Linked DNA regions of Mus musculus: region 2 is linked to region 1. A link is a loop called in an ENCODE intact Hi-C map of the cell type or tissue named here. Cell type or tissue: gastrocnemius. All regions are shown on one strand. Links, peaks and the distances in the headings refer to the core of each region. The heading gives the core; the rest is flanking DNA. Region 1 holds the start of Bmp3 (bone morphogenetic protein 3). Region 2 overlaps Cfap299 (cilia and flagella associated protein 299).

Evidence for each region. Peaks named below come from ENCODE experiments on the same cell type or tissue, not always from the same donor. Only the 100,000 strongest peaks of a DNase experiment are listed, where the experiment ranks them.
Region 2: it touches region 1 in a loop (2.4-fold over the local background); 5 of 42 quality-filtered maps call a loop at or near these places.

The regions. Positions count from the first base shown.
Region 1 is chr5:98,848,809-98,861,029 of GRCm38, forward strand. It overlaps Bmp3 (bone morphogenetic protein 3), which reads left to right and starts at 5,607. Exons shown (of 3, transcript NM_173404.5): 1 at 5,607-6,614. The coding sequence starts at 6,305. It overlaps Gm34563 (a long non-coding RNA gene), which reads right to left and starts at 5,699. Exons shown (of 3, transcript XR_389376.3): 1 at 5,619-5,699. RefSeq lists a silencer at 3,989-4,493 and a promoter at 4,831-5,694. In gastrocnemius, for the core only: no CTCF peak of the experiment used is centred there; DNase peaks (open chromatin) are centred at 5,680, 6,099, 6,449, 6,900 and 1 more place; H3K4me3 peaks cover 2,544 bases; H3K27ac peaks cover 1,148 bases.
Region 2 is chr5:98,700,013-98,712,233 of GRCm38, forward strand. All of the region lies in intron 3 of Cfap299 (cilia and flagella associated protein 299), which reads left to right. Among named protein-coding and RNA genes, the nearest start is that of 1700010H22Rik, 140 kb to the left of the region's middle. In gastrocnemius, for the core only: a CTCF peak has its summit at 6,793 (motif pointing right); a DNase peak (open chromatin) is centred at 6,790.

The DNA.
Region 1 (12,221 bases), core at 2,513-10,512:
TCAAAGCACCTACCGTGTGTGAGAGAGAGTGGAAATGTGTGAGAGACAAATGCCCAAAGCACCTACTGTGTGTGTGAGAGAAAGAGATGAATGCTCAAGTCACTTGCTGTGTCTGAGAGAGTGGAAGTGTGTGTGAGAGAGGAATGCTCAAAACTTAAGTTTAGGGGAAATCTGAAAAGCTCAAATGCCAACCTGAGGTCTCAATTTGATTTTTTTTTAATGTAGTTGAAATGTGCAGCTCTGTATTGCCTCTGGGAGAAAGTTTATAATAAGAATGGACTGTCCAGTAGTTGACTGCTTGGATACTAGAGCATTCAGCATTCTAAAAACTCAGATTTCTAAAACATCTCCTAGTGACCTGAATCTTTAAGGGACCCCTCCATTCTGCGTGGGTAGAATCAGTGTGTATGACAGCATTCACTGAGATAAGCAGCTTAGGTCGAATGCCAAAGCTGTCCTTGAAAGACAGGGATAACTATTGGTGGGCCTAACCTCAGGTCAACTCTTTAAAAGAAGGGTTTTAATCTTTGTTTTTGTTTCACTTTGGGTTTTGATGTTGTTGTTGTTGTTGTTGTATTGTTGTGTTGTTTTTTTCTGTAGAGAGATTATAAAATACCACAGTTAACATACAAGAAAATCCTCTCTGCTAGTTAAAGATGGAAGGGAGCAGAAAGAAGAAATGGCTGGTGGCGTCCAGGAATTGACACAAACCCTGGCAAACAGCTGGCTAGATGAGACTTCGATCACACAACACAACAGAGATGGTTGAAAATGGATGGGTTCAGAAAAAGACTTTTCTCCAGAGCCCTCAAATGAGAACACCAAATTGACCAACAGTTTCATTGTGAGGCCCAGAGCAGAGAACTCCCCACACCTGCCTGCACTCTAGACCGGCGAGGTGATAAATGGGCATTGGGCAAGCCTCTGTGCTTGTGGTACTTTCTTACGCAGCAATAGAAACCAAGTACGGTTGGAGTGAGATAAAAAATAGAAACCCTCAGGTCCACTTCTGAGATTATAAAACTAATCTGTTTTAAAATACATCAGTAGCTCAACGAAAGAGGGTGCAATAAAAATAAATAAGGTGGAGAAAGTGGATAGGAAAAAAAACTTAAGAATAGATGCAATCTAAGGACTCGATGTGAAGGTCTGAGAAACGTCAGAAAAGAGGCCCAGACATGGAATCCTGTGACTGAACGGATAACAGAGTCATTTCTAAAAGTTTTCAAGCAAGACCATGCCTCCAGGGTGGCAATGCCGAGTTTCATTTTTCATATAGCAAAAATCATGGCATCAACAGGGTATCCATACATTTATTAAAAGTGGGTGCCAAAGCCCCATAGAGAAGCCAGAGTCAACAATGTTATTTGCAGCTGTCCCGATAGCTTGCTAAGAGGAGCGCACAGTTACTGGGACTTAACTGAGGAAATGTGGTGAGGATGTTGGGCGAGAAGCAAAGCAATCCATAAGAATGGCCTCCCTACCCCTGGGTAAATGAGACTGCACTGAATATTTTATCTAAAAGTCTCCTGGAAAAATCTGTTTCTTAACTTTGAAACCGTTCAATGTCACCTTTTCCGTGCAGTGTGTCTTCTATGGTTAACAGGAAAAAAAAAAAAAAAAAAAAAAAGCACTCAGTCAATCAAAATGACATCAATTTTTCCAAAGTTAATTAATAAGCTATCCCATGTCCCTGGAAGACTCTTTTCCTGGGATGAGACACCATTATGATATCATCTTCTTATTCTTGACACTAAATTAAGTGTCACGATCAAAACAGATGCTAAATATTTACTGGAAAGATGAAACAAAGATGGAGACATAAAAAAGACAGGAGCCAGGCCCCACAGCTGCAAATGCAGCCTTACAGGATGCAATGTTAACTCTCCCGGGGCTGTTGGAACAAATGAGGATTCACTCCCGGGGCACCAACGACAGACCAACACCAACAAACAACTCTGTCCAATCCAGCTCATTTAATTGTGGTTACATATAGGAGCACGGGTAAGGGGCTATCTACAAGAGCCTGAGCAACTAACCAGTGTCTACATCAATAAAGAAGAGCCCTTGCCCAAAAATCACTAACTGCTTACATTTTCACGGGGAGCAGGATGGGGCCTCACATGCTGCCTGCTCCTCAAAATACCTCCTCCTTATCCTCAGAGAAATGTTAGTGAAAATCTTATGTAGGTTATCACAACTGCCCTAGCTATGCCATAGTGAGTATTCAATAACCATTCTGATGGGGAGATTTTAGTATTTGGTTACACATAGTGCTTAAGTATATATATATTCTATATCACACTGCACATTCACATATATATATATATATATATATATATATATATATATATATATATATAGATCTAGGCTTTTGTAGCCAAAAGTAGAGATCAATTCAACAAACTCCACTAAAATTCAAATTGTGTTTTGCTGTGGTTTGTAGCAATAAGAAAGCCTTTCTTCAACTCTTTGCATTTAAGAAAGAGATGAGAATGAGTCCCTGTCTCCATAGCTAAATGAAAAAGTAACACTAGGGTAAAGCAGAAGTGTCCTATTACTAAAAATTAAAATGACATTTTGGACATGGTGGTTCAATATTTTAACCCCAGAACTCCGGAGGCAGAGGCCAGCAGCTCTCTGTTACTTTGAGGCCAATTTGGTCTGCACAACAAGTTCCTGGACAGCCAGGGCAATACAGAGAAGCCCTGTCTTGAAGAACCATCTAAACAAACCAAAATTAAAACAGCTCAATCTGACACAATAAAGGAATCAGGTACAAGACCAGAGATGTATTTGTACCAGTGATGTATTGAGCTCTGAAGTCCCCTCCGTAAATGAAGAAACGCTAAACCCGAATCTGACCAGAATTAGAAAGCCTATGATCTAGTTGTTTACTGTTTTAGAAGAGCAGGCATCAAAAGATGCTAACAACATTGAAACTATTTCGATGACTAGCTCTGAGACTCTATGGCTCTGACAACAGAAATCACACTCCTGCTGTCTTGACATATCCCACAGAGGCAGCCTCAGGAGGGCTGATGAGGGAGCAGTTCATTTCCAATGCAGTTTGCTTTCAAATCAATTCCCTCAAGAGTTGCTTAGGAGATGGGCACCTCTATTTGTCTTTTCTAGACACACCACTCCTGGATTCCCTGTTTCCTCTATGGCCCAGTCATTGGTAGGGCATTTATGTACATGACATAAAACAGTTTAGGGTTTAGATTTCTCCTAGTGTTACCACTTGGTTCAATGGTTTCCATATCCAGATACTAGTCTCTGAGTTACAGCTGAAAGACCCTAATAGGGATCACTCCACTACGTCGAACACCTCCTTTACTTTGCTTGGTTCAAATCTAATAGTTGGTCACTAAAGTATAAAGACGGATATAGTTTGATAACATACTGACAGGCCATTTTCCTCAAACTCAGACAACTCTCCCTAAGCAATTAAAATATCTTGGGAACTATGTTAATATTACACACACACACACACACACACACACACACACACACACACACCCATCACCAACATTCTTATCCCCTCCCTTGCTCCCTCCCTTCGTCTTCCCTCTCCTTTGGAAGGGTCTTAGTCTTGCTATATAGACTAGGGTCTGGTTTCCAATGTACAATCCCCCAAATATTGGGCCTTCTGTGTAAGTGTGTGTGTGTGTGTGTGTGTGTGTGTGTGTGTTATTTGAGCAATGGAGAAAATACAAGCACAGAGAAGTGAAGGTTTATTCAGTTAGGAAGGAGCGAAGGCATGCAGGTATGCAGCATTTCCAGTCCCCGTGCAGTGGCTTGGTACAAATTAAAAGAACCATATAGATTATAGGGCAACAAATTGTGCAGTGGAAATATGAACCAGAGTTAAAGGCATGAGGGAAGCAGTTCCTTGGAGATACCGAGAGAAAGAGGATAGAGTTTCCATCCTGAGGGCTCTGGCTGTGAGAAACTATCTACTGATGGGTCACAGTGACCACGTTGTGCAGGAGGAGTGGAGGACTTCCTTCTCCATCTGGCTTTGCTTTGAGGCAGAGCAGGAAGCTGCTGCAAGGACATTTCACACAACTGAGAAAAAGCAGAGAGGGGAGGGAACACAAAGGCTCACAGGGGAAATCAAAGGGTTAGCCTTCCAGTGCCTATTGAATTTTGCAATTAGGTTTTTATTATTAATCACAAAAGCTATTATGTGTTCTATGCCAGGCGAAGCTCACCCACATGATCTCATTGGAGCCTCTCGACCACTCTTGAAGTCTATGGCATTATCTGCAGAGCTGTTCCCAGGGTGACTAAGGGCAGAATTCAAACAGCTGAACAGTGGGTTGAGAAGTGACTGAGAGGGGGAGACCATGGTCTGCATTTGGGATACATTTGGGATAATTTGGGATAAAAGGATTGAGAGTCTACTAAAGACCAGACCTGTGCCACTCACTGAGTACTGGTTTCTAGTATTACTCCAACAAAACTCTAGGAGGGTTTATCATTCCCCAACAAAGGAGAAACTAAATGTTGAAGGCTCATTGTGACCTGCGAACCTATTTCTTTTCAAAAATGTCAATGCACCAGAGATGGGACAGTTTCCCAAAAGGGACATTGACTGAGAGTCCTACTGCCAGGAGCCATGGCAAGGGCATAGTCTGCTTAAGCCAATTTAAATGTCCGTTCCATTCTTAAGTATGTAGAGATCCTAGAGTAGAAGTCAGGCAAGTCAGGCTCCCTGGGTTTGGAGCCCAGTTCTGCCACCTGCTAGGAATCATCTTTTCTCTCAGTCTTTTAGTCTGCAACATGGGATTTGTTTGAAGGTTCTTTGAAAACAATGCACAATGCCTACGGCCCATGATTTGTGATATAGGCCTGGATCCCGCGTGCTAGAGAGGCTGAAGCAGCAGGGGTCTGAGGTCAAGGCCAGCCCTGGCTACACAGTGAAATCCTGTCTGGACACAGGGGATGACAAGTACCTAGGATATGTTATTTGCAGTAAACAGTGCTGGCTAGCAGTTTAATGTTTCTCTGACACCATAGGGTGCTGGCATGGCGTGGACAACAGAACTAGTTATATTCGAGTCTGCACACCAGGTTCTTCCTAAAGGCCCTGACTCATTCTCACATCAGCTGTCTTCAAGGAAACCTATTGAGAGAGGTCTGACAGTGCGAGCTGGACTTGTGGTAGTTAGCTTATCTTTTTAAAACATGGGGTGGAATTTCATTTTGTTTATCTCCTCCGAAGAAGATGAGGATGTATGTGAAAAGAAACTCTATGAAGAATAAGCTGTAGGAGGGCAGCGCAGGTGTCTGGGTACAGGGCCCTTCCAAGTGTCCCAGGGAAGGAGCCAACTGTGGTGTTCGTATAGTGGTGATTTTATATGGAATCAGCGGAATACAAAGCAAACTGCAAATAGCCAAAACCTCTACAACAAACAAAGGGAACAAAAAACAAAAAATAAAATAAGAACAAATAAGGGAAAAGAAACTGCTACTTGCCTCTGCCTTTTTGCTAGGAGGAATGTAGCCACTTGTGCTCAGATTTTTTAAAAAGTCCCTCCTACTCTTCCTCCATCCTCCCCTCGCCAGCGCCACCTGCCCCTCCCCGTGCGCCCTCCCTAGTCTCTCCCTACCCTTCTGGTTCTGGCTCCCTGGTTACTTCGCTCCAGGCTTCTCTCTTCTGGAGGTAGTCTTGCTCCAGCTGCCTTAGGAAGGCGAGCCAGAGGCTAGAGGGAGAACTCGCTGCAGGCGGACCGGACAGATCAGATCAGGACAAGAAGGAACAGAACCAGTCTCTCTATCTCTGTCTCTCTGTTCGTCACTGTCTCTGTGTCTCTGTCTCCCTGTCTCCCTCTTTCTCTGTCTGTCTGTCTGTCTTCACACACACACACACACACACACACACACACACACACACACACACACCACACGTCCTCTGAGAACTCAGCTGGCTGCGACAGCGCACACCCCGCCCCGGCACGCGTCCCAGGCTGGTGGAGCGCAGATCCAGATCCCCATAGCGGCAGCCCGGCCGGGTGTTCCCAGTCTCAGGTGGCACGGAAGGGAGAGCCCGCGCTTGACAACTCGGCTGCGCTCGCCCAGACCTTCCGCCCTCCGGCTGGCCGGCGAGAGGAGCTGAGCGGGCGCGGCTGCCACCCAGAGCCCACCTGCCGACCCTCGCGGCCTCGCTCCAGCTGTGCCCGGCTCTCAGTGTCCCGCTCCGCAGCTGGAGCACCACCCCGGCTCTGCCGCCGTCCCTTTCGCCTCCGAGGTGTCGCGGGCGACCCGAAGTAGAGCGGTGCGACAGCAGGACTTCGCTATGGCCGGGGCGCGCGGGCTGCTCTGTCTATGGCTAGGTTACTTCTGCCTGAACCTGGCACAGGGACAGAGACCAAACTTGCACCTCCCGGGACTCCGTGAGACTGAGCCAAGCGACCGCGCGACAGGTGGTAGCCCGAGTCCGGACCTGAGGCCGCACGACAAGGTGTCGGAGCATATGCTGTGGCTCTATGACAGGTACAGCGGCAGCAGTAGAGTCCAGGCTACCCGGACACCGGGCTCGCAGCTCCCGGGTCCTCAGCCCCTGCGCGGTGGTAACACGGTCCGCAGCTTCAGAGCCGCAGCCGCAGGTGAGTGGGAGGGAGAGGGAGCCCATCCCACCCCGGGGTGCAGAGGACAGCCCCTCCCGCCGTGCCACTCCACTCCGCTGTCTCCTGGCGGTACACTGTAGGGACCTTTCTCATATGCTGCCGTCTGGTCCCCTCTGCCCTCTCGGAATTTTCCAGGGACGTTCCGGATAAGCCTAGTTTGAGCCCAACTGAGACGGGAAAGCAGAAGAAAAGCTGGGACAGTGGCAAGGCTTAGTTAGAGGTGCAGCAGGAAAGAGGCCAAGGGAGGACACCCAGGGTCCAGAAGCCCTCTTCCAGGCACCCCTACGGAGATCTTATGCTGATGATTTAATTGCTCTGCTCGGCATAAATTCCCTCCGACGGGCTTTGGCAGCGTTTAGATCGAAGTGAATGCCATGTTATGCCAACCCTGGGCCCAGAGAGAGAAAAGCATACTCAACAGGCACTTCTCCAGACACAGAACTCACTCTTAACTCCTGCGACCTTTGGGTTGCTATATCTGACACGTTCTTCTTGATAGTCCCCTAGTGGCAAACACACAAACAAAACCAGGTGCGTGAGTGTTTAGATTATTTCTAACCCATCTGGCAAATAAGTCTTGCGAGATCCAAGCTGGGAAGCGTTAGCTTGGGAAGAGACCTCCTCTGGTGGAGAGTAAACACCTCTTAGTATCAGCGATGAAAATCTCATCTTCCCGGTTTTTTTTTTTTTTTTGGTTTATTTTTTTCAACACAGATCCTTGAGGCTGAAATTCATGGCTTAAAGCCACCCCACCCCACCCCTGCCAGCTCCTGTGCTGAAGCGAACAGTTTATAATAACAGGGTGAGGGCAAAATCTCTGGACACTCACTGTTGATCTGCTTTAAGGATGCACTAGGGTTTGTGTACATTACCTTCAGGATTAAAGGAAAGGTGATTGAAAAGTCTGCCTTCCAGACTTGGGTTGAAGAACAGTCAGGAATGTTCAAGGGTGGAGGCTGTGTCTCTAGTGCTCTCTCCATTCTGTCCAAAACACTAGATGAATTTTCTCCTGACCTCACTCGTGAGGGCTGGGAGCGGGGAGGTGGGGATATCCACCAAGGAAAGCCACTGTGAATTCACTCTGGAGCTCACGGGCACGACGCCATTTACAATAAATGTGAGTTATGCTTTTAATGCAGAGAAGAAGTCTTTAGCTAGAAGCTGAGCTAAGCCAAATTTCACTTGCTTCGTAGATCCACGGTCAGGATCTGAAAAGAGCTGTCCTCTACTTAGGACCTAGAAACCTATTCTGCCTGCTGCTGAGCATTCTAGCCACTTGAAGAGACAACTCTAATAGCCCTGACACCAGTGACCCATCTGTTTACATTAGTGCATTGCTGAGGGCAGAGCTGAGCCAAAGAGCACCGTGGGACTAACAAGGTCTGGAAGGAAGCTGGTGGGTGGGCAAAGCAGGTGGCAGTAAGGAAGATATTTAAATCATCCTGGCTTCGATATTTCTATTTGCTTATGTTCCCAGAGAGTAGTTGGGGTGTCCAAGTGACAAGCCATTTTTGCATTAACAGATTTTATTTTTAGCGCGTGTAACAACATTTGAAGGTAAATTTGGATTTTTTTTTTTTTTTTTTTGTCTCTTCCACACATACTGTTTAGCTACTGATTTTAGACTAAGTCCTGGGTAACAACTATTTACCATCTGGGCTCTCGCTCTTTCTACTCATTGTAATTCCAGTATCCATTGTCAGCCTCACTGTGTCTTATACCATCAGATGATAAACTCTTTAGCAGAGGCCAGACACTCCCTTGAAATGATGGCTTGCCCCTGTGAACATATATACAAGGCTATGCTCCCTGATAAGAAAAGTAATTCTTTAGCATCCTACAAACTGTCTTAATGACTTATTCATCAAATGCAGACACATGTGTGTGTGTGTGTGTGTGTGGTTTTGTGGAAGCTGAAGTGTCATGTTACCTCCCTAGAGACTCCTGGAGAAGTGGCTCAGGTTGGACTCTTTCTAAGAGTGTTTAGTTGCTCACACAGTGAAAGGATTTTGTTATAAGACCTGTCTGGCTGTAAAGTGGCAGGACTCCAGAAGGGGCTAAAGCTTTTGTACTTCTTTCTCCCTTCATCAGCACCACTATCCAGATACGCCCTTCGTTGGGCGACCGGAGTTGATGTAGGCAAAAGACACTATCTTGTGTTAATAAATTAGATCGACCTTCCCAGTTCAACACGCTGAAGTTCCACAACATATGTGCCCCTCTCTACCAAAGATGTTGCAGGTTTTGTGGGTGGTCAGGTGCCTGTGCTCCGTGTACGGAGTGCCCGATGGTCTGCCAGGTTCTCCGAGGGAGAGCTTACTCGGGCTGCGTGATACACAGCCTTAGAGAGCCATTTGCTCCCTGGAGCTCACCTGACTAAAATCATTCATTGTTCTAGACCTAGAGTATCTGAAATGTAGCTGCCGTGGTCTCCCTCTGACAACTTCCCTGACGGTGGGTGGCATTGATCCTAAACACACTTTCTGCTAAACTCTGCTCCCCTCTCTCAGCTCTGGGAGGTCAATGTGCCAAAACCACGAGCCTGGGGGTTATGGGGGCCGTATCTTGTAGGGGGCGTGTCTTGTAAGCTTTTCCTCTGCTATGTAAGAGTTTACGTAAAGGTGAGCTTTATCCTTCCCTTTGCAAAAGGTGATTCACAAAATTAGGGATGACAAAGAAGGCCAGGCTGATAGAAACCCATCATCCGGAGACAGAAGGGCATGGGATTAGCTTTTATTTTAATCTTGGCTTAAGTTTATCCTTAGCTACTACGGGCTGACATAATATTTTTATTGAGGTTTTCTCCTGTCTTGATCCTTTACAGTACCTAGTTTATGCTTCTTGTTTCCATAGACACTTGTTCTTACTTGTCTTACTCATAAGGTCTCTAGGAAAAGCAATGAGAGCTTGATTTTCTTCTTTTAAAGTTATCACTACTTATGACACTCAACTATGAAAAGATTACGCCCCAGTGGATATGTACCATCTTTAAGAAAAATATATTTGCCTTCACAAATAAAAGAAGGAAATATTGAAGTAACACAGACTCACACTTGAATATTTTACCTCAGTGGAAAATGACAGGTGACCCTTACCTACTGTGAACCAAACATTTCAATATAAAGAACTGTGATTTTAACATATTTCTAAAAAGCAATGCTAACAATAAGGCTGTAGGAAAATTGATATGTGACCCAGGCCTGAAAAATCACTACTTGACTAGAAGCCCAAGCCCTGAAGAATATGTGGATCAATGGGAAAGTGCAAGTTGTTGCTGTTGTTGTTGTTGTTGTTGTTGTTGCTGCTGCTGCTGCTGTTGTTGTTTATGTTTCCATGACAATAGGATGCAATAGCTTTATTGGAATATAGTTATCAAGGTTCCGGGCACCTAGAAACAAAGCTTGAAGCTATAGAGTCCTTGGCTTGTATGATGTTTTTATTTAGAGGACAATAGTACATCTGGAAGAGAGGAGCTGGGATACACAGCTGCTTTGAATTACACACTACTTTGAATACATGATAGCCTCTAATGAAGTCTTACTGTAATAGGCAGGACAGCTTTACAATCCCTGACATTTAAAAATCCATAATACCATGAATTCTCGATTATTCACGCTGGGTGGAAAGGAAAAAGAGAATGAATTATATTTTTTTTAAAAAAATTCAAATGTAGCTTTGTAGTGAAGTTACACACACTCAAAGACCCCAGGAGACCAACAGAGGTCAGTGTGAAAAACTCCTAAGCCAGTAACTCATTCAAGCAGATGGTTTACTCAGTTTTATGCACTAAAATCTATGTGGAATAAGGAACTGAGAGGAAGACATACCTTACCTGAGCTGTGGAAGTTCATAACTGCTTGTTCGGTTGTTTCAAATATTTTTAACTAGAAATATGAAGGCCAAATTTACTTTTAAGTACTTTTGCATTATAAACTTTTGTCTTAGGAAGGAATATTGAAGAGAACAGGTTCTTTCATGGAAGCAGAAATGGGCGTCATAATATATCTGCTGAACAAAATTTCAGCATACAGAGCTAATTTCAAAACCCTTTCTTTCTAGTGGCCTAATCTTATTGCATAAAAGAAAACTTCACAGAAAGGGGTCTCTGGAAGGTATTTATAAAATTGAGGCGCCAAGGTCAAACGAGATGAAAAGAATGAACAGTGTGGGGCCTATCTGTCCCTTTAAGGGCTGTTCTCCCCTTAAAAGAGCATTTTTTTTTTCTTTTTTCCCCAAAAGAACCTTCTGAGAGTTATGGCCCTAGGATATCTAGTTGGAAAAACACTGGGTTAAAAGCATCCTAATTTACCATAAAAGTAGATCTGCAAAATTCAGTGAGTGGCATGCTGTGCACAGGCTGGGCTCTCCCCTCACAGGGCTAGGGGGTGGGGTTACGAGACTGCATCATCACTTCTTAGATGTGGGTCCATTTGGCACCACCCTATCTTCTTTTCTCCAGGTTATAAACTTCTTTAACTGCAGAGTCTCTGACTTTGCATTTCGTCTCCTCCTCCTCTGGATTAGTTTTCTTTCAATGTTTTCTTCCCTGTGGTTGATTTTTGTTTGTTTTATAGACAGCATAATAGCTTGAAAGGGAAAAGTTATCTTATTTGTGGAGCAATACAGTAGTGGGGGTAAATACCACCTCACCAGTCTTTGGGTCTACATTCAGAAACATTCACTCAAGATCTCTCTCAAGTCTTTTATTTACCTCCAGTGTACGCCATATTTAACAGAAATGCTATCGCATCCATTGGCTGTGATATAACCATATTTCTGTGACACACTATGGGACAGAACTTTTATAGCCAAACTTTGATGATTTTCCCCTTTTGTTGGATTTGCAAATCCTGGTAGTTAGTGTCTTCATCATTTTACTGTGGTAGCAGTATCAGAAAGTTTGATTTCTTATGGTTACGTTAGGAATTATGTCATTAACCAGGATTTGAGGGGGGGAGAGAGAGAGGAGGAGAAGGCAGAAGGCATGTGTTGTATGTGTGAGAGAATGCTATGGCATATCTAGGTACCCTTGCAAACTAGATGAGGGTGTCAAATATCTTGGAACTGGAGTGTTGAGAAGATGAACCATCTGCCCTCCAAAGGCTGGCTGGTCAGGTTTCTTTCCTTTTAAACCCATTAGTCACAAACACTCTACAGGTGAGAAAGACAGACATGCAGTTCCCATAACCTTCCTCCACCAGGGAGAAAGTCACTTTCCAAAGAGAAGCTCACCATAGTACAAGTATTTCCTTTGTCCACTTCAGTGTCACTAAAAGAGCTGAATGGGACACAAGATAGAGTAGGAACCCACATTTCAGTGAGAGTTGGTTATCTGAATCCCAAACACTCCGGGGTCACTCCAGAGCAGTGTCCCTCGGGGCTCAGAAGCTCCCACACTCCAGACGAAAGCACAGACCCAAGCTCTAACCCCATAACTTGCTTCAGAAGGTCCAGTGGGCTACAGAAACCTCTTGATGAGGTGATTGCTGCTGAGCCATGCCCCACAGCAGAACACTAACCAGCCTCAAGAAATCTATTAGAAAGCATCTTTGCAACCCTGCTTTGCTCAGCAGCCAAGGGTAAGAC
Region 2 (12,221 bases), core at 2,666-10,665, 150 kb before region 1:
TGATCTCTTCTTGCTACCAACACCATTAACTTCTCCACTTCCTAACTGGAACTTCACAGTTGCTTGCAGTGCCCTGATTGGGCTGGGCATGGCCTTTGGTGATTGCTGTTATACTGAGACTGCTCTAACTAAATCAATCTCTCTCTCTCTCTCTCTCTCCCTCCCTCCCTCCCCCTGATGTGTGTGTTCACAAACTTGTGTGCGTACTTTAAGATCATAGACATGGTTGGCTTTTATTCTGTGAATTCTTTGACACTTCTCTGCTTAACTATCTTCTGTGTTTTCTTCTAGCCGAGAGATGTTAACCATGTCAGCCTTCTCTTCCCATTACATCAGTTTCCCCAGTCATTTTTAGAGTGCATGTGTCCATCCATCCTTCTAAGTAGTCATCCATTTCTTCAAGTTATGTGCACATGTTTCTCAACACAGCTTACAACATTATAAAGTCAGAGTTTCTTTTCCCCTTGAGGAAATACTCTTAGCTTACTTCCTCTCAATGTACTTCAGCAATTTAAGATGGTTTGCATCTATTTATGCTTAAGGATAGTGATTTAAGCAGTCCAAAAAGTAGTTCTGAACTAAATAGTATATTTCCCATGGCCCTAGGTGATATTTTAATGTCGCTGTTTTTAGTGCCTTATGTCTAGCTGTTGTTAAGGTGATCACAGCCTGATTCGATAGCCCTTGCTCTATCTGCTTTTCTAATTTCAGCAACTATTATATACATAGATTCCCCTTTTCAATAGTTGAAAGTCATTTAATAAAAGCAACAAGCAGGTCTTTATATATGCATCCTCTCCACGAAAATGTCTCAGATTTCCACCATATGAAGACAGATCCAGCCTCAAGGAGCACAGAGGAAAAAAGTAAACTCTGTCTCTCAAAACTTAAGGAACTTTAAGCTGTAGATTGCTGAAAACAGGCTGAGATCCAAAGCAAATACAATGGACAGATGGATGTAACAGACAGGGATGCAGGGATTCAGCTACCCTGCAACACAGGTGGATACAGGCAATTGCTCATTTTGTCTTAGGAACAGCCGAAGGGTGGTGTTGCTGGAGTTGGGAAAGAGCAGTAGTGGAGAAGGAGTGAGGAGCCGGTGCACTGTTAAAAGCCTCAAAGGGGATACTACTTATTTCCTGTCACCAAGAAATAGTTGATTTCTGTTTTGAAAGCACCCTCTGCTCACTGCAGTGTGGTAGGGAGACAGGAGGCTACAAGGGCTTTGCTCTCCCCATCACCATAATGGACTATTTAACAAGTCAAGAAGGATTTATAGGCCCGCAGGGTTAAGGCACAAGGTCCAGCTCAGGAGGGAGGCTGTGAGCCCTGGAGGACTAGGGACAGAGGCAGCTTGAGACAGCTGTTGACATCCAGTCTCAGGGTCAGCCTTCAGGAAAAAGAGAGTGAATGGCAAGTAGGGCAAGCCCTGGTACCCCCCACCCCCACCATGGCCTACTTCATCCCAGCAGCAGCCCCTGCTTTCCAGAAGTTCCACTGCCTCCCCAAGCAGTGCCACCTGCTGGGAGGGGGGGAAGCCTCAGACATGGGAATCTGTGGGGCCACTCCACGCTCCAACCATAGCAGGCAGGGTCATTCTCTCCATCCCTCTGGCCTTATCTAGTCTCTTTCCCAGCATACTCATGGTTCCATAAGTTAGGACATGAAGAAAGAATGAATAAATGTGTTTTATGAATCATGTGTTTTAAGAACTTAATAAAAGCAAATTACTCAAATATTGGAGGCTCCCATCTTGGATAATATAAGCTACTGTACAGACTTATTTTTATGTATAAAGAACCGAGGAATGGATCCTTAGACTAATAACTAACATGCTATATGTCAAATATGACAAATATTAACTAGATTCTTGCAAATGTAGTGAACAGAGTTCAGAATATTGTTAACCATTCGGGGACATGGCAAAATTGATCACAGAACTGATGGGTCATAAAATAATTATGGTAATTTCTGTAAATTAAAAACTTCAGAAGAGGTCTATTTTGAATGTTTTTAATTAAGATACTAAACTCAGTGAACACGTCATTGCGAACGAGCCAGACTTTGCCACATTTTTGGATGTGGTGTTGCTGAACCAACTCTCTATATATCCCATTCTTACCCTTGAGCCACTGAGAAGGAAAATAATTCAATGTTGAAAGGTGTTCATTTCCTTTCTTGCAACTAGGAGTATAAAGTTGAAAAACAAGGAATCATGTAAATGCTTCCCGCCTCCTTTCCCAGTAACGTTCTGCCAGCTGCTGTTGGTTTTTTGGAAAACACATAACACAAACAAGCCTCTGAAGAAGAGAAATGCTTCAGAACCGAGCAGAAGCCGCGTTCTTCTGGTAGCCATGAAAAAGCAAACCCAGCACACCTGCTCGCAGCTGGCCTCCCCTAACCGATCTCGCAGGGCCTCGCCATGTGAAGTCTCAGCCAAGCCAAACAAGGAGCAATTTTCAAGTAGCACCCAAAGAGGAGCTTGGGCAGAGTTTGCCAGCAAAACCCCAGACCCTCACAGTCCCTGTTCTGCAGGCTTCATTTTCATTTCCTTGACCCATTTGCAGAGAGTTGTTGCTGATGGCCTCCCTGTAACAGCACACGAATAATAAACAGAGGCCAGCTGACACCCGAGACACCTGCACAACTCTCACAGTGCCGGATTGTTCACCCAGGGGAAAACATTTTTGTTAGGGGCAGATGGGTGACCATCCACTGACTCAGTACATACTCAGGCGCGCTCACAGGGGAGCATGCGCGCACACACACATAAACACACACATAAACACACACACACTCAAACACACACACACACCAAAAAAAGTTTACCAAAGGCCTTCCTGAGGCCCGTTGGGCTGCCAAGACAACTACTAGAAAAGAAGCTCTGGCTGTGGGGACAGGGAGTGAAAAGGCCTCTGTGTACAGTCAGGCTTTGGGTCTCAAGCACTTGGACTTGATGAAATTAATTTTGCAAAAGTGTGGTAGGAGCTGTGAGCAAGCCTTTGCACAAGGCCCTTAAAGCATTGAGCTTTTTACTCCAGTGTCTCAGGATCCAACTTCTTATTTATGCATAAATTACATATTTGCCAATGAAAATACTTTGTTGAAGGGCTGATCAAGCAGGTGCATTCAAGCAACCTGAAAAGCCTTCATTGGCATGTGAAAACTTTTCAGAACTGAGTTTCTTGGAATTGAAAACAAAGATCTTTTTTTATTCCATGAATTCAAGTTAGAAATTTTTTATCTAAATAATTCAGAAAATGTGATTTAAATTTCTACTGGATCGATGGAACTGGGTAGATTAGCATTCACCTTGTTATAAAGGTAACTTATTTCAAGTATATTCATGTGCACTAATTAACATCTTTAAGAAGGCCTGCTCAATATTTGAAATGTTTGGAACACATAGCATTTTTATTATGCTATTCATGAAGAAGAAATAAAACAAAGCTGACCTCAGAACTGAAATTTTATTATAGCTATCAGGTTCATTCAGTACACACATATCCCATGCATCCCATGACTGTAAGAGCAGTGTGTGGAGAGAAAGACAGAAAGAGAGACAGAGTGGAACACACACACACACACACACACACACACACAAGAGAGGAAGAACCGACAGATAGACAAAGACATACAGAAAGAGAGGCAGAGACAGAAAACATTTAAACTCCAAGATATAAGATGACATTACTAAAGGCCACATGAGATAGATACAGAGTGAGATTTCAAGGCTTTAATATAATGAGCACTTTACAGATGCTGTGTAGTCACTATTTTGTAGGATGGGTCAGCATCCACTGTCTCAGCACACACAAGAGCAAGATATTTTCAATGGTATAGAAAGATTCTAAAAGAAAATAGTGGGGAATTACCATACAAGGAAGACTAGCTCTACAATAATTATGGCATAGAGATCCCAGCATTTTGAGATTTTGAAGGGAGTCTCTCCTTTCCCCCTCATTAACAAAGAGTATCTTCCTGGTGGCCATTAAAGTCACTTACGTCGAGTTTTAGGAGTAGTTCAAACCATTCTTGGACAAGACAAAACACACCAGCTGTGGTTTAAGCATCAACACAGCTGGAGGAAGCATGCAAGTAAGACCTGAGGCTGGAACAGAGCCAGCTCTTCTTAAAGAGCCCCACCTGGACCTACTTAGCACCCGCCTCCCTTGCCCTAACCTAACACAGGCCTCTGCCCTCCTCAGGGACAGCATGGGAAACAGAAAAGCACAAGGATTAGGGCATGGTTCGTGTTGGCAGGATTATTCCAGGCCTCCTCTTTTTCCTGCCTCCCCAGCGCAGGCCCTTCCCTTGATTTGCTTTCCTCAATGCTACAATAAAAAACTGAAACTTGCGGCCAGTCGTCCTGTTATCCACTGATAAACTGCATCCCATCCCCATATTGTCATTTGGAGAAATGATTATTTTGGTGAAAGAAACCTAAAGGTAATACTGGAGACTACCGTTCCTTGCATGTAAGCAGACCCGTAAATATGGAAGAAGCTGGTCCAACTCTTTGTAGATATGCTGGATCTGAGATGAAGAATGAAACAGTAATCCTCTCCCCGTCTCTATTCCGTACGCATTTCCTTAGAGACAGTTGTTCTATGTGCGGCAGCTGACCTTGAATTTGGGGAGCTCCCCAGGTACATCTGCCTTGGCCCCATTGTGGTGTCATTTGTTTACAAATGCTAATCGCTATCGTACTTGAGCCCAAGAGCGCATTTTGTGACTACTACTGGCTAACCACTCTGCAGAAACTGTATGGTATAAACAAAATTTCAGGAATGCATACAGAAAGCCAACATGGCCATTATCTGGCATTGTTTTGTTTTGTTTTTGAGACAGGGTCTCCTGTAGCCCAGGCTAGCCTCCAATTCACTTTGTAGCCAGGATGCCCTTGAACTCTTGATCCTTCTGCCTTTAATTCTTGAGTGTTAGGATTGCAGGTCTTTGCCTCCAAGCCCAGTTTATTTGTCCTTTCTAGAGAAGGAAAATATTGGGAGACTAAAGAACCTTCCTGTAGTTGTGCAGATAATAAGTTAGAGAATTAGTATTGAAGCAGGCTCTGTTAGAGAATTGGTAATGAAGCAGGCTCTATTTTGAGAATATTTCTGGTGGAATGTGTAAAGCACAAACATGAAGGTTCACTGCACTTCTTCCATGGTTCCAAATATTCTTTTACATTCGCCCCATGTGATGCTTATTGAAATGGCTTATTCTGACTCATGTTGTATGCAATTGGAATAGCATTATAAGTGGCAATATAAAATACCATCATTAAGAGGACCTCAAAAGGTCTCAAATATTTCTTCTCACCTAAAAGCAGTCACAGGGTAGAATCTGTCTGATATAACTATTGTTGTTATATTTTGGAATCTATTTCTATCTTTCAAGGTTTCATTACCAGTAAATAATAGTTAGTTTCATCTCTTAACAATAGCTAACTGGATTCTGGCCCCAGCGTCCGGTAGCCACTTATATGTGTGTTCATATGGTACACTGCCCATAGTGTGCACAAAATGCAGATGAGAAAGATCCTGGAGTGTGGCTGTTCACACTCCTGTCTGACTAAGTGCGACCTGTTTAAAGAGACAGAGATGACACTGCTCAGAGAATAACTAGGTAAGCCAGAGGTTAGATCCACTAAACAGAATATCTGCCCACAATGAATACGTAAAGGGCCAGGGGAGCAATAAACCTAAAAATGACCCATCCCAAATTTATAAAAGTAAAATCTGTGCTTTCAAATAAACTGTCACTAGAGGATTCCAAAGGAAAATTAGAGCCAGCAGGAGACTGTGCTAGGATCCTTGAAGAAAAGACAATGAATATTACCAAGTGTGAAGAAAAGACAATGAATATTACCAAGTGTGAAGAAAAGAAATCAGTGGAGAATGTGAACACAGTCTCTGGGACTCCCTGAGCCTCGACAACACTGTGTGTATCTCGGAGAAGCAGGAGAGGGATGGGGAGGAGAGGTTATTTGAAGACACAATGGTGTCTTTTTTTTTTCCCCAAAGTTGATGAAAGACATGATTTCAAAAGCTAAGAAACTCCGTCCACTCCCATTGAAAGTGGTCTGTACCTGACTGAAGACCAGCTGTTATAAATCCAAAACGCTGCATTATACGGAATCCTCATAGTGTCTTCTCATAGGATTGTTACAGTCATACACAGACAGAAATAAGAATTGAACTGCTGTGAGAAAATAAGCTGAGCACAGGGGACTGGAGCAGGACTTGAGGGACAAAACGTTGCTAAAAGAAATGTAGAGTACGCACAGCAAGATAAAGGTAATCTTCCATTTTCAGAAGCTATGGTAACTATAAATGCTTGCAGCCCTCATAACAGAGTTTCAAACTATAGGGGGTGAAAGTTGGCATAACTGAATAGAGAGTTCCACAATAATAACTAAAAACTTCAATACCCCACTCTCCATAATGGCTAGGGCTAACTGAGCAGAAGACAAGGAAACAGGATACTTGATCCACACAGTACACAGAACAAGCATTCTCTATAACTACAAATGGGACATTGTCTGGCACCGGCATAAATTTAAAGTCAAATGGATTTAGAAGTATTGATATCATAGAGAACATTTTCTCTAACCAAAGCCAGAGTTAAATTAAAAATTGTAGGAAGACTAAAAACATCCTTCTAGAAATTTAAAGACATTATAAAACCTGCTTTAGATTTAACTTTTTTTTTTTTTTTTTGACTATGTATTTATGTGTGTGCTTGAGGACAGGTTTGTACACAAGTGTGTAATGCCCGTGGAGGCCAGTAGAGGGCATAAGATGCACTGGAGCTGAAGTTTCAAGGGGTTGTGAGCCACCGGCCATGGGTACCAGTGGTGTCAGCTGCAAAATCATAGCGTTTTCTGATATCTGATCCATGTCCCCAACCGTAAAAACCACATTCAACTAACAGTGAACCAATAGAAACACTAGAAGATGAATAAATTAGAAGTAGGCTGGAGAGAGAGAGAGATCAGTGGTTAAAGGTGTATAGCGCCCTTACAGAGAACCCATTGCCCATGGCTAGTGACACACAACTGCGCATAAGTACAGCTCCAGGAACTCTCTCACCTCTGGCCTCCTCTAGCCCTAGCGCTCCTTTGCACCCACCTCTATGCAAATGCACATACAGATGTGTATGATCAAGATAAAACAAAGCTTAAAAAAAGAAACAGTGATAAAATAGTTGGAACAAAAGAAGAATAGCATTTAGAAAGAAGGTGAACATGAACGGGAGCTGCACTGAGGCTTCTGTTCCACGGTAAACGTAGAAGTAAAAGGAGATTTAACCAGCAGGTACGTGTATGAAGTCGAAAGTACGCATGCAGTCGTGCTCATTGCAGCTGTGCTTGTAATATCTAGGAAGTGGAATCAACCTTGATGTCTGCCCACGACTGGATAGACAATGAGAATGTGGTACACAGTGGTACACAGTGGTACACAGTGGAATTTTTCCAGCTGGAAAGAAAAAGGAAATCTGCGGGGAAATGGTTGAAATTAGAAAAGTGTTCACCGTGTAAGGTAACCCAGGCCCAGAAAGGCAAATGTCATCTCATACGCAGGTCCTAGAGTGGAACCTTTACAGGTCTGCCTTTAAGTTGGAGCAAGTGTCTGCAGAGGCCAGGAAGTGACAAAGGAGCCCAGAAATGGTATTCTAATTCTCACATGACTCACTAAAAATGAATGTTTACAGCTCTCCAACTGTGACATTTATCTATATTCATATTATGAGCACACCTTGGTAAGAAGTCATGCCATTGGTCTTCTAGTGTGCAACACACACACACACACACACACACACACACACTGTCCACTCTGCACATTCTACTCTTTGCAGCTCACAACTTCCCATTTGAATAAATTGCTTTTATAAACAATAGCCCTTCAGTTCTCATTTCTCTCTAATTACTCAGTATTGTATACAAAAGAGAATGTGAACTCTTGAATCTGCAGGACTAGTACTTGTTAATGCTGTTTCAAGCATTTTTGAATGTCAGAACTATACTATGCCATTCATAATAAATCCAGGCCATGGCATGTTTACAAGATCTCCTTCTAAATAAAGCTCATGTAGAAAACATGTGTCAGGTAGTATTTTTGTGTTAGCGCAATGAACACAATAGGAATGGACTTGTATGGCTTTGATACTCCAAATGTTTACTGTCAAATGCTCAGGGCTGTTAAACCTTAACTGGAGCTGATTTCCCATGTGACTATCAGCTAGGACTGTCCAGTAGTGTGATAAATGAAATGTACAGCACAGCACCTGGGGTGACATCTGTCTTGTGGTCTGTGATGCAGAGCCCAGTGGCATGGCTCAGGAGCAGTAAGTGTACCTCAAAGGGAGTAAAAATAAATTAAAAAAATAAAAAATAAAAAAAATAAAAATAAAATTCTAAACAACTCCTCTTCCTCGTCCTTCTCCTCCCCATCCTCCTCCTCCACTCTTTTTATCTATTTCCTATCACAGCACATTTGAATACATGTCCACTATTGGAAAAGCCACATGCAAGTTTGTTTTCCCAGAGGACAAATGCAAGGCACATATCAAAGTCATTACTGACTTGGTTTTGAAAAGAAGTGGTAACGACTGTGCTAAGTCATTACAGAGGGTTTATATAGTCTTCGAAATTAGTAAGATTTAGTATAAACATAAAAGTTCTGATTTCCTTTTCATTCCCATTTCAAATGTAGATATTGTGTTTATTTTTTTCAGCCTTGAGTATTTAAGATTATTTTTGTTCATTTTTAGAATAGAAGTTCGTTTAATCACAAAGGCTAAGCTTTGAATAGAGAATGTATTTTCTCTTACAGAAATACCTATTATGATAAAGAACTTCTGATTAAATATGAACTATAATTAAAATAGAGAGAGATAAAGGGTATGAAAGTAACAAAGACAAAGAGAAGAAGCAGAAGATAAAAAAGAAAAGCAGGAAGGAATTTTAAAGCTACATTTAAAAAAGCATTTTGGTGACTTAGAAGGTATATTTCCATGTAGGTCCAAATCAGAAAAATGAATGTTCTCATTTGACCTTCTGTGATGTTCTCATAATTGCCCAAAGAAGTCTAGTCCATCCTTGCAGAAGCCAGCACACAACATTCACCAACTAAAGCTTCCTGATGTATTGTACAGCCCAGGTCCTGACAGTAAGTCCCATGGAGCCCATGCAGAGACCACAGGAGCCAGTGTGTCAGTCTGCTGACCCTGGAGCCCATGCAGAGACCACAGGAGCCAGTGTGTCAGTGTGCTAACCCTGGAGCCCATGCAGACACCATAGGAGCCAGTCTGTTAGTGTGCTGACCCTGGAGCCCGTGCAGAGACCACAGGACCCAGTATGTTAGTGTGCTGACCCTGGAGCCCGTGCAGAGACCACAGGAGCCAGTGTGTTAGTGTGCTGACCCTGGAGCCCATGCAGAGACCACAGGATCCAATGTGTTTGTTAGTGTGCTGATTCTTACTGAAATCCAAAAGACAGACCAGCTGAGACGATGTCCTTCCCAGTGTTCTCATCCTGAATCTCATTGGAATTACAACCATGTGACAATAGTTCCCTTTATTTTTCTGGCAGGATTGCTGCCCTAAGTGCAGCTCAAGAACTTGAAGCCACTGTCACTTTGTACTGAATGACTCAGTTTGTGGCACTGGGGTGGCACTGCTACCCAGACCTACTGATGCCTCTCAGGTTCACACGCAGCTGTACTTCCCGACTCTCCGATGGTCTTTCATTTTAAATAATGCGCTTCCCTCAAATTTTCCCAAGTGAATATTGCACAATCCTGAAATAGTAACATCTAGAGATGGCTTTCTTCTATGAGCACCAACCCCCTCCCCCAAATAAGTTGAATTTCCTTGGAACTCTAGACAAATATTGATGGAAGTTTTATGAAAGACTTTCTAGAGCCTACATGTAGCAGATAATAAACAGCAATTGAATTAATGTATAGCAAGGTGTTACTGCAGACATTCTTTAAATTATTCAGAAAATACTTTCTCATGCACTACCCTCTCCTATAACGTCGTGGCATAAGCCTGTCACTGTGCCTTATGTCTTACTATACATCTTAAAACCTTTATATACTGCAGCATCCCAAGTCTCTCCGTGTGTAAAACACTCCATTCTATATGTTTGTTCATTAGTTATGTTGCCTTTGCTAACTGGGATTTCCTTAGCCTCTGCCATCTAACCACTGAATTCTGCTGGTTTTACCTTCAAAAGATTTATCAAGCCATGCCATCTCTTTTATAAGCTTTATTTTTTATTTTAAGGTGTGTGTGTGCGCGCGCGCATGTGTGTGTGTACATAAGAGCAGATATTCACAGAGGCCAGAAGAGGGCATTGGATCCCCTGGAACAGCACTTACAAGGGCCTTGAATAGCTTAACATGGGTCCCAAGAACCAGGCTCTGGTTCTCTGAAAGATCAGTGTGTATTCTTAACCACCGAGCCAGCTCTCCAGCTCCTGGAGCAGAAGCTTATTTCAAACCCGTTATTGCTCTGTACGAGGTGCAGATCATTTCCCAGTTGCCATTCAGCCCTCGCTCCAGGAGTCTTTAACTACGGCCCCTCTTGCTTCATGTGCTTTATGAAGTTCTGAGACGTAACCCGTTGAGAACTGGAGAACCAACAGACAGCACACTAACATTACATGACTATTCACCTCTTTCATAGAGTCTCCTTTGGGCAAAATAAATGTATTTAATTTTATATTCGTATTTATTTTATCCAGTTTTTAAACCCCCCCCCCCCCACAGCCTCTCTACACAGCTGTGGTATAGTTTTAGAGTGCATGATTATTCAGTATTTTCATTTTGGTATAATTTAAATACTATGCACAGGCACGATTGAGCTATAGAATCAGGAAGAGCAAAGTGTATGCTCTCCCCTCCATGGTCATATTTCCCGCCTTTGAAGCATCTTTTCTCTCATGTTCTTTGGCGTGACTTTTTATTCCTTGCATTCTCTTTGCACACACTAATGGACTTAGGTTTCCAACTGGTCCTCAAGTCTTCTCTGCGAATCGGTAATCTTTCAGTGTCCTTTTCTTTGGGATGCGTCCCTGTACATCACTGTTTTCTATCTGCCCTTGATTCTTCCTAGGCTTCCAACAGAACTGACCATTATTTTGAGGACTTCCATAATCATCATAGTCTAGCTACTATACAGAATAGATTTTTTAAAATATTCTGTTATATTTATATGTTTTGAGGCCCTTGTAGATTAGATCATACATCATTCTTAACTTGCATCCGTAATATGCCTTCTGATTTCTAGTTTGTGATAGGTGTGTAACCAACAGTTTGGGATTGGGATGATTAATACAAAGCCATCAAGATCACTTTGGGGGCTGCTGTTTCCTCCCCTAGAACAATGCCCTCATGGAGCAGACTGCTGCTGGTCTGATGATGACATCTACTGAATGCCCACTCTCTCTTAAGATTTTCCCTCATTTAATATTAACCCAAGAACTACAATATAGGTGCCATTATTAAATTCATGTTATAGGTGAGAAAACTAACATAGTAGTACATGCCAATAAGGCAGCTAAGGTGATCCAGGTAGGTGGGTTCATTTTTGAGACTGCATTACTGGAAAAAAAAGTGATTATATGGATCAAAGAAATTTGATTTCCTCTGTATCTTCTGCAATGGTATGTCATTGCTCTTCCAGGGAAGGTATAATTGCTTAGGCAAGAATGAGGAAAAATCTGGAAATTTGGCTCCTTGGGGACTGCTAGTGTGTGTGGGCATTATCCTTCTGGGTAACAGGAAGAAAAACATTCAACTCTTTTCAGTGTATTGATTTGTACCAAAGGTCTTCTCAAAAGCAATTAGAAACAGTCAGTTAGGGAAGTCTGAAAATAATATAATCACTCTGATGAAATATGAACATCCTGAAGCAACAGAAGTTGTGATCAAGCCAAAGAAGAGTGAAGACTAACCATGATCTGAAATTGTTACCAATTCTGGGCATAGAGGCTCACACCATCAATTCACTGTGAATTGGAGGTGAAAATGATCTACAAGTGAGTTCTAGGACGGCCAGGGCCACATAGAGACCTGTCTCAAAAACACACCGAAAATTAAAATGTTACCAATTATCACCAGCTGGCTCGGGTTTCCTAATTCTACTGTTAGATATTACAGGTAAAGGTAGAACACGCCCCTTGTGTTGACAGCCTTGGACCCTTGGCTGTC